Regions from separate parts of the Mus musculus genome. Here region 2 is linked to region 1. Evidence: chromatin contacts called from ENCODE Hi-C or POLR2A ChIA-PET data. All regions are on one chromosome and are shown on one strand. The core of a region is the stretch at or near the end of the contact, and the rest is flanking DNA. Distances in the headings are between cores, read along the strand shown. Region 1 holds the start of Tjap1 (tight junction associated protein 1). Region 2 holds the start of Abcc10 (ATP-binding cassette, sub-family C (CFTR/MRP), member 10).

What was found. A loop is a pair of places that touch in the nucleus more often than their neighbours do. ChIA-PET counts read pairs that join two places held with the same protein, here RNA polymerase II (POLR2A).
Region 2: a loop to region 1 is called in a map of left cerebral cortex, with 6 times the contacts of the local background. The contact joins the promoter of Abcc10 here to the promoter of Tjap1 in region 1. A Hi-C loop is called at or near these places in 1 of 37 maps with a recorded cell type or tissue (left cerebral cortex). POLR2A ChIA-PET finds 5 or more read pairs at or near these places in 3 of 5 experiments (Patski and embryonic stem cell).

What each region holds. Positions count from the first base shown.
Region 1 is chr17:46,280,208-46,285,987 of GRCm38, reverse strand. Tjap1 (tight junction associated protein 1) reads left to right here and starts at 2,962. Exons shown (of 10, transcript NM_001252474.1): 1 at 2,962-3,028; 2 at 3,549-3,642.
Region 2 is chr17:46,325,475-46,331,142 of GRCm38, reverse strand. It overlaps Abcc10 (ATP-binding cassette, sub-family C (CFTR/MRP), member 10), which reads left to right and starts at 3,120. Exons shown (of 21, transcript NM_170680.2): 1 at 3,120-3,371. The coding sequence starts at 3,211.

The sequences.
Region 1 (5,780 bases), core at 1,713-4,212:
ACAATCTTCAATGCCTCTCTGTAGCAGGGAACTGAGCTAATTCAGGTGTTCTCTGTGTCCAACCAACGTCACAAAGAGGGGGTACAGCAGCCTCCTGGATTCAAATTCTGAGCTTGTGATATTATTTATTTACTTATTTTCAAATAAGTTTTCTCTGTACAACAGCCCTTCCTGTCCTGGAACATCGTTTGTAGACCAGGTTGGTCTTGAATGTACACAGATCCACCTGCTTCTGCCTCTAGAGTACTGGGATAAAAGTCGTGCACCACTATCATCTGGCTAAAGGTTTTGTTTATAAACTTTTTTTTTAAGTCAATTTATCTTCATTTTGAGCCTGTGTTATCCTCTCTCAGCAAACGGCACATTTTAAAAGTGCTGAGTGAGCAGTTTAAAGGGAACCGAATGGAGCTGTGTAATGGTCAGGAGCCAGTTTGTCCTGTTTTAGGTGGGAAGGATTGAAACAGGTTCTTAATTATACCAAGTTATAATTGTTATGAAAGCTACCCCCGAGCTACACCTCCAGCCCCTTATTTCGAGTTTCATAAAAAAAAACAAAACAAAACAAAAAAAACTATGTGATCAATTTTATCAGTGTAATCTTGTTTTCGAAACTATATGTGATAGAAGAGCACAGGGGGTGATGGGAAATATAGTGTGGGATTCCAGCAAGGCACTGTGTTGCTTACCGCCAATTGGGGCACTGGGGAGTCAGAGGTCCGTGTACTTCTGAGTTTGAAGCCAGTCTGGTGTTCATAGTGAGTTCCTGGACAGTTGGAGCTATGTAGAGAGACCCTGTTTTGTTTTTGTTGATTTTTTTAAAATAATAAAACAATGCAAACAAAAAAAGAAAAGGATGTGGGACTCTGTCCTCTAGAGACCTGGGATCCTCTGGGAGGTTTTATTTGTGTGTGCTGACTGGGGAGGGTAGTAGAAACCAGCTCACCCAGGGACTGACCCAGCTCCCATCTTGGGCCAGGGAAATGGGACACCTCTGTGCTATGAAATGTTGATGAGCTATAGAGGGGACCTCGCAGGAGTAGCAGATGGAATTCCTGGACGATTGTTCCGGCTGTCACCAGAGAAGACTGGCAGGAAGGAGAGCTGGATAATTTATGGAGGGACAGATGCTGAGGCTTCTCCGGAACCATCTGGTCAAGCGGGGCCTGGGCTTGGGGTAGATTGATGTCTTTAGGTCAGAGCAAACTGGTTGGCCACGAGTCCTCCCTGTTTCCTTTACCTGGCTTCTTCTAGTCCTGGAGTCTTTTCAAAAGGGCCGTGCTCCCTGAGGACACAGAGGCAGACTTCCAGCTGACTCCCCTCTCAGGTTCTCCTTTGTTGCAGGGTTTGGCCTTGCCACCATCCCCGCCAGGGCCCAGAGGTGTCTTGGGGCGGGGGGTGGGGCATGACTCTTCTTTCCCACTGCTAGATTCCAGAATCTTCCAGCCACTCACTTCCAGATCATTTATTGAATAACAAATCTTTACTGAGTACCTACTTTGGTGCAAACAATTTAGACACTAAGGGCACTGTGCTGAATGAGGAAAAAAATTAGGAGTTTTCATGATAGTAGGACAGATGGTCAGTAAACAAAGAAAGATTTAATATGATGTCAGATAATAATGGTCTCCATGTGAGTAAACGTTAAATGAAGCAGTTGGGTGTGTGTGTGTGTGTGTGTGTGTGTGTGTGTGACTGGGATCCTGAATGACCACAGACGTGATCATTTGAACAAGGACACACCTGTTGGTGACTCCCTAGAAGGAGAACATTCCAGCCACAGGAAACAGAAAGCCGGAAGCCTCAACATGCTTAGCAGGCCCCAGGAAAACCTGCTGCCTAACCACTGTTGTGGGCTGTGCACCTGCTATGGGACATCCACACGTGCTCTTTGACTTGAAGAGACGTTAGGGCAAAGGGACGCAGCAAGTAAAACAACAACTCTGGAACCGGAGAGGTGCTCAGCCGTGAAGAGCATCTGCTGCCCTTGCAGAGGACCCAAGGTCAGCTCCCAGCACCTACATGGTGGTTCACAACTGCCTATAACTCCATTTCCCGGTGATGCCATACCCTTTTCTGACCTCTACAGGCTCCTGCATGCACATACAGAGACGTGGGCACATACACATAAAGTAAACTCATAAATAATTATGGTACAGGATATCTGTTATAAAGTTCGGTGTAACTAGTTAGAGCCGTCTAGTAAAAGGAGCTTCAAAGAGAAGGCTTTTTGGAAGCGTTGACAGTTTAAGAATGGCAACTGAAAACTGGGCCTACCGTCTAATACCCGTAATACCAGGTGCGTCTCGATGCTTGCCTGGGCTACATAATGAATTTGAAGTCAGCCTGGGCTGACTCTCCCCTCCCTCCAAAAACAGTATAAAATTGACCTCCTGAGTGGAGGAACTGGATTGCAGATCTCAAGGCTTGATTTTCTGATAACACAAGACAATTTAAGAACCTGAAGACTTTTGGGAGAGGTGGGAAGCACGGTTGAAAAGGGTGGTAGAGACTGGGTCGTGCGTTATCTTCCGTTGAGATGAAAAGCTGGCATTTTCCTTTGCCTTGTGTGGCACCCTGAAGTCAGAAGCCAGAGGCTCTCTGTGAGTTCAAGGTACAAAGTGAGTTCACATTCCAAGGCCAGCCAATGAGGCCTGATGGGTGGGAGTGGCAATGAGAGTCGGGGTACGTGGAGGGGTGTGTTGGTATTTTTCTTTGTATACGAAGCATCTTGTATTTTTTAAGCGTTGTTCTCTATTTTTTCCCACAGTACCAGCCTTTTCCCCTTTCTCACTGTTGAGTCCTACTTCCAACACCGACTTCCTTCTTCCCTTACCAGGTCTGCAAAGGAGGAGATTCCCACTTTCCCAGCATCACCAGGAGTCCTAACGCTTTACCCCGAGGCCCCGCCCCCAGGCCCGCCCCTCCGATGACGCACGGCGCCCGGTGCGTGGGGATTCCCGCGGTCCAGGCCCCTACCCGGCCTGCCCCGCGGCAAGATGGCTGCCTGAAGGAGAGGCCCCGGCAGAAAGTTTGTTGTGGGATTTTTGAGTAGTCGCGCTGGGTGGCGAGAGTTGAGGGGGTTTGCGGAACTCTAGCATGGAGTAGAGATGGAGGGAGGGAACAGCTCCGAGGTGGAGAACTAGGATGCCAGGATGGAGGAGGGTTGGAGGCGGAAAGAAAAAAAAATGCCGATGGGGGCGGAGGGGAGGGAGCCTGGAATTTGGTGGCAGCCCTAGGGGAGGAGATGGGGCGGGGGTGGGGGGTAGCCAGAAATAGGTGTGGTTCGGCTTCTGGAGGAGCAATCGCTCACGGATTGAAAAAGTTACTTCTCTCAGAGTAAGGAAGCCTGGAGCGCGAGGCAGAGGCCTGACTCCCCCAGGCCGGTGGGAGGGGAGATGGCTCTCGTAGTCGGGAAGGGGTAGGAGTGAGATGTGGAGCGTGCAGGGCGGGTCTCCCAAGGAGGGGACCGAAGCCAGTCGTGTGACCCTCTTCCAGGCTTAGATTAGCCTTACCCATAGCCCCTATAGCAACGTCTGCCCCCATTTCAGCTTGAAGACCCAAGGGCCCCAGGGACTGGAAGAAATCACATTGCCTGCTTGGAAAGAAGAGGTAGCAACTTGCCCCAGCCCAACCCCAGAGCGGGTAAGATGGTTTGCAGAGGCAGGGTTTTGAGCGATAATCTCCCTGGGAGAGGATCCATGGATTTGGTGAATCAGTTAATCCGAGAAGTTTGCTTGCTCTTCTACAGAGGTTTTTGTTTTTTGTTTTTTTGTTTTTTGTTTTGACTGTGATCTTTAGTTGGTGTTTGGTAAGACTGCTGGCTACCTTGTGGGAGCTGGTGTAGAGTTGAGTGTTGCTTGCCTTCAGCTGTATAAACAACTCTGGGCAAGTAGACGGTCCACTAAAAATAGTCTTCCTTTCTTAATTGTTTTGTTTATTGTTTTTTGAGATAGGGTCTCACAGGGTAGCTCTTCCTGGCCTGGAACTCTCTATGCAGAGTGAGCTGAAAGTATTCTGGCGGATTCTTGTCACAAAGCAGCTCCCTGTTTGTGTTACCATGTCTTCTTCCATTTTCCCCCTCAAGTTGTCAAATGTGCCATTCTGCCTGGAAGTAGTAGACCTGCGGTGGGTGGCAGACGATGGGGAGTCACAATCAACTTTCTGATGGGGTTCACCGACGTTTAGGTCATTTCTATGAGCAGCTCCCGAATTCACTCCTGGTGCATGTCTGCTTTGGCATTTTTTTTTCCTTTTTGGTAAGAAGATGTTATTGGTGTTCCTTGGTTGTGGCCTGGGGGAGCTGTGTCCCAGGTGAGGGAAAGTCGGGCTAGGACTCAGATGAGCTTCCATGGGCAGGGGTCAGTGTGACCTGGGGAAAGTTGTGAACACTCTTTATCCCTGACAATCCCCCATAAACATGTCACTTTGCAGCTGTATTGGTGAGCTAGAGGCAGGAAAAATTACAGAACGTGCCCTTTTCTGGTTAGCATTCTCTTCATCTTTTCTATGTGCTTTAGCAGATCTCATTTAAAAAAGAAAAGGCAATCTCTGTACTCAGAGGGAGCCTGGTCTTCCATGTAGTGAACTTACTGCTGGAGAGAAAGGGGCCTGAAGGCTGAGAGTATTAATACAGTCTTCACTATGTTGCTGCCCCGGGGCAGATAGAGTTGTGAGCCTGCCTCTGACATTTGAGGTTTTTGTTGTTGTTAGTGGGGTTTTTTTGTTTTGATTTGTTTTGTTTGTTTGTTACTGTTTTTGAGTCAGGGTCTTACTGTGTAGTTCTGGCTGGCCTAGAACTCTTCAGGCTGACCTTAAACTCATGAACACACAATGCCTAGCTTAGTTTATTTTAAATATTGTAATTAAAGTATTTTTATTTTATGTTTGTGAGTGTTTTGGCTGCAGATATATTTGTATACCAGATGTGTGCCTAGTGCCCATGAAGGCCAGAAGAGGTATCCTATCCCTTGGATCTGGAGTTCCAGATGGTGATAAGGTGCCATGTAGGCGCTGGGAATTGAACCCACTTCTAGAAGACCAGCTAGTGCCCTTAACTGCTAAGCCATTTCTCATGGGTTTGTGTGTGCCTGAGTATGTATGTGCACCATGTGTTTTCAGGAGCTCTCAGACTGCAGAAAGGGGCATCTGAGAGCTGCCTTATGGGAACTGAACCCAGGTCTTCTGCAGAACAGTAAACACGCTTAATTGCTGAGCATTCTCTCCAGCCCCCAATTAGCTTTTTTGTTTTTTAAGAAGACAGTTTCACTCTGACCCAGTCTAGCCTCGAACCCATTGTAAAACTCAGGCTGGTCTTGAACTTAATGGCCGTTCATTTCCTGATGTGTCTTCCTCCAGGTTGCTGGGATTATAGACATAAATGACTGTGGCCAGCTTGTGAGGTTTTTTTTTTTGGTCTGTTTTTCTCTTTTCTTCTTTGAGGCAGTTTTGCTGTATTGCCTGGGCTAACCTCAGACTCTGGGGCTCGAGTGATCCTTCTACATCAGCATCTCAAGTAGCTGGGTCTACGGGAGTGCAGCACTGTGCCCGGTGGAATCAGCTTTCTTATTAAAGTGTATGTGGGGGCCTGCTTGTGTGTGATGAGTGGATCGGGAGGTCTGGCTTTGTCGAGATGCTCTCACTAATCATGTCTTGTTCGCTGCATGCATATTCCTACCACCAAACGTTCACTCGAGGCGGAGGCCTTCAGTCAGAGCCGCTAGTCTAGCTGCAGTGTGCCCAGGGGCTCAAGGACTGAGGAGATTCAGCTTCAGATTCCTTTC
Region 2 (5,668 bases), core at 1,871-4,370, 45 kb before region 1:
GGGCATCAGAACTCATTATAGATGCCTGTGAGCTACCATGTGGTTGCTAGGAATTGAACCTAGGACCTCTGGAAGAGCAGACTACTGATCTTAACCGCTGAGCCATCTGTCCAGCCCCACTCTATTTTCTTAACGTATTTATTTTGTGTGTTTGTGTGCACATGTGTGAGTGTGTGTCTGTGCAGGGGCACATGTGACTCGGCATGTGTAGAGGTTAGAGAGCAACCTGTCAGAGCTGCTTTTCTCTTTCACCCAAGGCAGGCCTGGGGATTAAGCTTGGGTCCGCAGGCTTGAAAGTAGGTGACTTCATCCACTAAACCATCTGGCTAAATTTTCAACATTTCTGTAGCATTATCAGATGAAGAAGAGGAGGAAGAGGAAGAGGAAGAAGAGGGGGGAGGAGGAGGAGGAGGGAGAGGAGGAGGAGGAGGAAGAGGAAGAGGAAGAAGAGGGGGGAGGAGGAGGAGGAGGGAGAGGAGGAGGAGGAGGAAGAGGAAGAGGAAGAAGAGGGGGAGGAGGAGGAGGAGGGAGAGGAAGAGGAAGAAGAGGGGGAGGAGGAGGAGGAGGGAGAGGAGGAGGAGGAGGAGGAGGAAGAGGAAGAGGAAGAAGAGGGGGAGGAGGAGGAGGAGGGAGAGGAAGAGGAAGAAGAGGGGGAGGAGGAGGAGGAGGGAGAGGAGGAGGAGGAGGGAGAGGAAGAGGAAGAAGAGGGAGAGGAGGAGGAGGAGGGAGAGGAAGAGACTCCTGGCTTGGGTTAGAGAGATGGCTTACTGGCTGAGAACAGTTTGCTCTTGGGGAGGACCTGAGTTTAGTTCCCAGCACCCACATGGCAGCTTACCACTATCTGTAAGTAAAGTCCCGGAAGATCCAATTCCCTCTTCTGGCCTCTGCAGGTAATGCATCAATGTGTTGAACAGACACACACATAAAATATATGCAAGCAACACACACACACACACACACACACACACACACACACACACACACACGCATAAAATAAAAACAAATGAGTTTTTGTTTGTTTGGTTGGTTGATTTTTCGAGACAGGGTTTCTCTGTGTAGCTCTGATTGTCCTAGAACTCACTCTATAGACCTGGCTGGCCTCAAATTTAGAGAGCCACCTGTCTCTGTGTTCCATGTGCTAGGATCAAAGGTGTGAGCCACCACGGCCTGGCTAAAAACAAATTAAGTTTTTAAAAAGGAAAATAAATGTAGGCCGGGTGTGGTGGCACACGCCTTTAATTCCAGCACTTGGGAGGCAGAGGCAGGCAGATTTCTGAGTTTGAGGCCAGCCTGGTCTACAGAGTGAGTTCCAGGACAGCCAGGGTTACACAGAGAAACCCTGTCTCAAAAAACCAAATAAATAAATAAATGTAGAGCTTTTTATTGAGACCCAAGGGGAATCTTCACAATTACCTATGGAAGTACTTCTCTTCAGGGAGATCTTCATGTGAGTGGATATTGTGTATCCATGCCTCATCAATAAAGAAAAATGTTCTTCCCCTTGGAGGGGTTTAAGCCATGAATAAGAATTTGAATTCTCAGCCGGGTGTGGTGGCGCACGCCTTTAATCCCAGCACTTGGGAAGCAGAGGCTGGCGAATTTCTGAGTTCAAGGCTAGCCTGGTCTACAGAGTGAGTTCCAGGACAGCCAGGGCTACACAGAGAAACCCTGTCTTGAAAAACAAAAAACAACAAAAAAAAAGATTTTGAATTCATTTCTCTCCCTGTACCTTCTGTCTCTGTTGTCTAATATGTCATTTATCTGTGTACTGTGTGTATGATTAATAAGGGATATATATATATCAGAAAACATGGCATGTGAAAGGAATAAGGACTTTCTTCTAGAAATATTTTTAAATAAATTTAAACAGATTGAATACACAGTAGGGAAACAAGACAGGTACATAATTTTAAATGTCTCAAATCTTTAATTTGGTTTCAAGGTCTTCAGTTTCTGAAGGCAAATATTTTGGGGGGAAAAAAACCCAAACTATTCCCACAACACTGAACACTCTCATGAAGTCAGTACCAATATACACCTTGCAAACATAAAGCTAAAATGAAACTAATCTCATCGCGCTGCTAAAATTGGTGGGTCAGGGTCCGAACCAACATCTATCTGGATAACCAAAAGTTTCCGTTCTTCCCATCACTCTGAAATATTTAGGAATGACTAAGCAAAGCACGTGACCTGAACACTTTTTTTTTAAAGTTTATATGTATGTGTGTGCAGGTGCTTACAGAGACCAAGAAGGCCTTGGATCCCTGGAGCTGGAGCCTTCTTACACGGGTGCTGGAAATCAAATCCAGGTCCTGTGCAAGAGCAGGAAGCACTCTTCTTAATCTTTGAGCCACAGCTTTAGACATAAACATTTTAAGGCCTTGACATAAACATTTTAAATTATACAAATTTCACAATACTTGGGTTGGTATTATCATCTCAATCGAAAAAAAAAAAAGCCAAAAAAAAAAAAAACAAAAAACAAAAAACCAAGGCTCAAGTAAGTTGGATACTTTCAAGATCTTGTAGCCTTAGGATACAGGAATAGCCTTTTGTCCTCAAGCATTCCTCAGCGTGGCAGGCATGTTTGGATTTCCAGCTCTTTAAACGCTGTGCATTTGTCAACTAGTATGCAATAGGTAAGCGAGAGCGAGCGCTCCACGTGCCAGGGTCTTAATGAATTTGCACAAGGACAGGACTGGGTGGGTCACTGCGCAAGCCAAAAGACAGAAACGTGCGCAAACACCATCGCGCTCCCGGGACAGCTCCCCGAGGCAGAGCTGTACGCACGCGCAGAGGCTGGCACGCGTTAGAGCATCCTTACCCCCATGGGCGAAAATAACCAAAAACTGCGAACAGCACCCGTTAACAGGTCTTCCTGCCTCTAGAGGGCCCTAGCATCGTGGCGCAGCACCCTGACCTGGCAGCGCGTCCTTTCTCACCCACAAACACTTGAGATATTAAAACAGCTCAAAGGCGCTTAGGTTTCCAAGTGCGGGAGACAGGAGGGTGAACGTAAGTACCAGGATCTAGAAACTGGCCTGCCCCGGGGACAGCGACTTCCTCTCCAGCCCCGGAAGTACCTCAAGAATGGGCGGGCTCTAGCTCGAAGCGGAAGCAAGGGGCGGTCCCGCCTAGGGGGCGGGGATTCAGCGGGGGACTCAGTCCCCGAGCCTTGTCACTCTTGGCTTCCGCCCGGGTGAGGTGTCTATGGAGGGGCTCCTGGCCCAGCTGTGTGGCACGGACGCGGCGCGGCCGCTCCCGCTGTGGGAAGGGGACACGACGGGCCACTGCTTCACCCAGCTGGTGCTCAGCGCCCTTCCCCACGCGCTCCTCGCCGTCCTCAGTGCCTGCCACTTGGGCACCCCAAGGTGAGACTGCAACGAGGCACCAACTCACATCGCTCCCAGATGTCCCTGGGATTGCGAGGTCTCTGTAGGGCAGAAGCAGAATAAAAGCTGACTGTTCGCACTCAGTTGAGCAAGCCACCTACCTTCTCGGAGTCTCCGCAGTTTTGAGCGGGTTCAATGACACAAGGCGTTTAAACACCGAGTGCGGCGCCTGTCATATCCTTAAAGTTGCCAATGCATCTCTCTTGCAGAGTTTTAAATGTCCTAGTGGAGCTGCCATGAATTGGAGGCAAACTTAGATAAACGTTTTAGCAAAAAAAAAAAAAAAAAAAAAAAAAAAGGATGCTTGTATAGGGCCAGTGGCACGCCACTTCCATCCAGCAAGCCCTGCTATCCCTAGGCTAAAAGCCCATGTAGACTCTGCTGGAGAGAAGCTGTAGGAAGAAGAGTAACGAAATCAAAATCTTAGAACTAACTTGGCTTTGTGTTGTGAGGTGTTGGTGCTACACTCGCCTTGATTTTATATTTAGTTCTTGGATGGCCAAGTTAAGTCCTTCTGTCCCTTTTGCAGAATGAAGCAAAAGCCTAGAAGAGGTTAGTACAGACACCCACAGCAAGCCTGCTCAGGTCAGGCATGTGAAGCCTTTAATCCCAACTCTTGGGAGACAGAGGCAGGTGGATGGATGCCTGTGAGTCCAAGGCCAGCCTGGTCTACAAAGTGAGTTCCAGGCCAGGCAGGGCTAATAAGAGAGCGCCTGTCAAAAAAAAAAAAAAAAAAAAAAAGGGGTGGTCTAGTCTAAGCTTTTCTAGAGGCAGAGGGATCTCAGCTTGGGCCACATGAGAGGGAACAAAAGGAACTAAAGTGTCTAGTTTATAGATAAACATTTTTTAGGACTGCAAAGAGCTTAACAGACTCAGTTGAGTTGTTTTGTGTTGTTGAAATAGGGTGTCATTCTGTATGCCCGGCCTAGAACTCAAGGAGATCTGCCTGCTCCTGCCTTCTAAGTACTGGGATTAAAGAAATATGGCTCCAGCCTCACCCTCTGCTTTTTTGATCAGTTGGTTGATTGATTTTGCCCAACTGTATGACTGTGCACCACTTGGGTGCAATGCCTGAGGAGGCCAGAGGGGAGGGCATCAGATCCCCTGGAATTGGAGTTTCAGACAGCCATGAGCTGCCATGTGAGTGCTGGGAACTGAACCCTTGGTCCTCTGTAAGAGCAGCCAGTGCTCTTAACTGCCCGGCTGTCTCTCTAGCCCCAATTTCATTCTTTTTAAAAATACTGGAAGAGTTTTATGCATAAGAGTGTTCGACAGCAATTATTCATATGTGCTACATGCATGTCGGGTAAAAGATGGCATTGGGTGCCCTGGAACTAGTGTTACAGAGGACAGTGAGCTATCATATGGGTGCTCGGAACTGACCTCAGATCCTCTGCAAGAACATCTCTACCAACCCAGTTTTCTTTTATGTGAACTTGGAAATGCATTCTGATAGTCACTGCTATAACTTTTTTCTCTTTGATTTTTTTTTTTTTTGTAAGACAAAGCTTTGCTATGTAGCCTTGGAAATCTTTTGCATCTCCACCCTACCTGGTCCTGGGATGACAAGTCTGTACCGTCACGACTGACCCTGTGTTTGATTCTCTTTGAGGGGAGAAGGGTGTTGAGATGAGGTATTAAATAGCCCAAATTTGGCTTGAGTTTATGGCCCTCCTGACCCAGCTCCCAACTGCTGATGTTACAGGTGTACTCCACCACACCCAGCCTATATTTGAGATATTTGAGGGTTCCCCCCTCCCCGCCCAGGATCTTACTATATAGCACTGGCTGGCCTAGACCTTGCTAAGTAGACCAGGCTGACCTTGAACTCACAGAGTTCAAACTGACCACTTGCTTCTGCCTCACTAGTGCTGTGATTAAAGGCTGTTTCCATTGTTCAAGTGTATTGTGTGTGTGTGTCCACAAATGCCTGTGGAGTTCAGAAGAGGATAGAGGAGCCTCTGGAGCTGGAGTTGTAGGCAGTTGTGAGCTTTCTGACATGGCTGCTAGGAACTGAACTCAGCTGTCCTTGAGCAGCGAGTGCTCTTAACTACTGAGCCATCTCTCCAGCCCCTGTGTTTGTTTTTTTTTCCCAGACAGGATTTCTCTGTGTAGCCAGACTATTCCTGGAACTCACTCTGTAGACCAGGCTGGAATCAAACTCAAAGATCCACCTGCCTCTGCCTCCCAAGTGCTGGGATTAAAGACGCGCGCCAACACAGCCCGGCTTGGTTTCTTGTTTTTGATTCTTAATGTAAACCTTTTGTTGTGGCAGT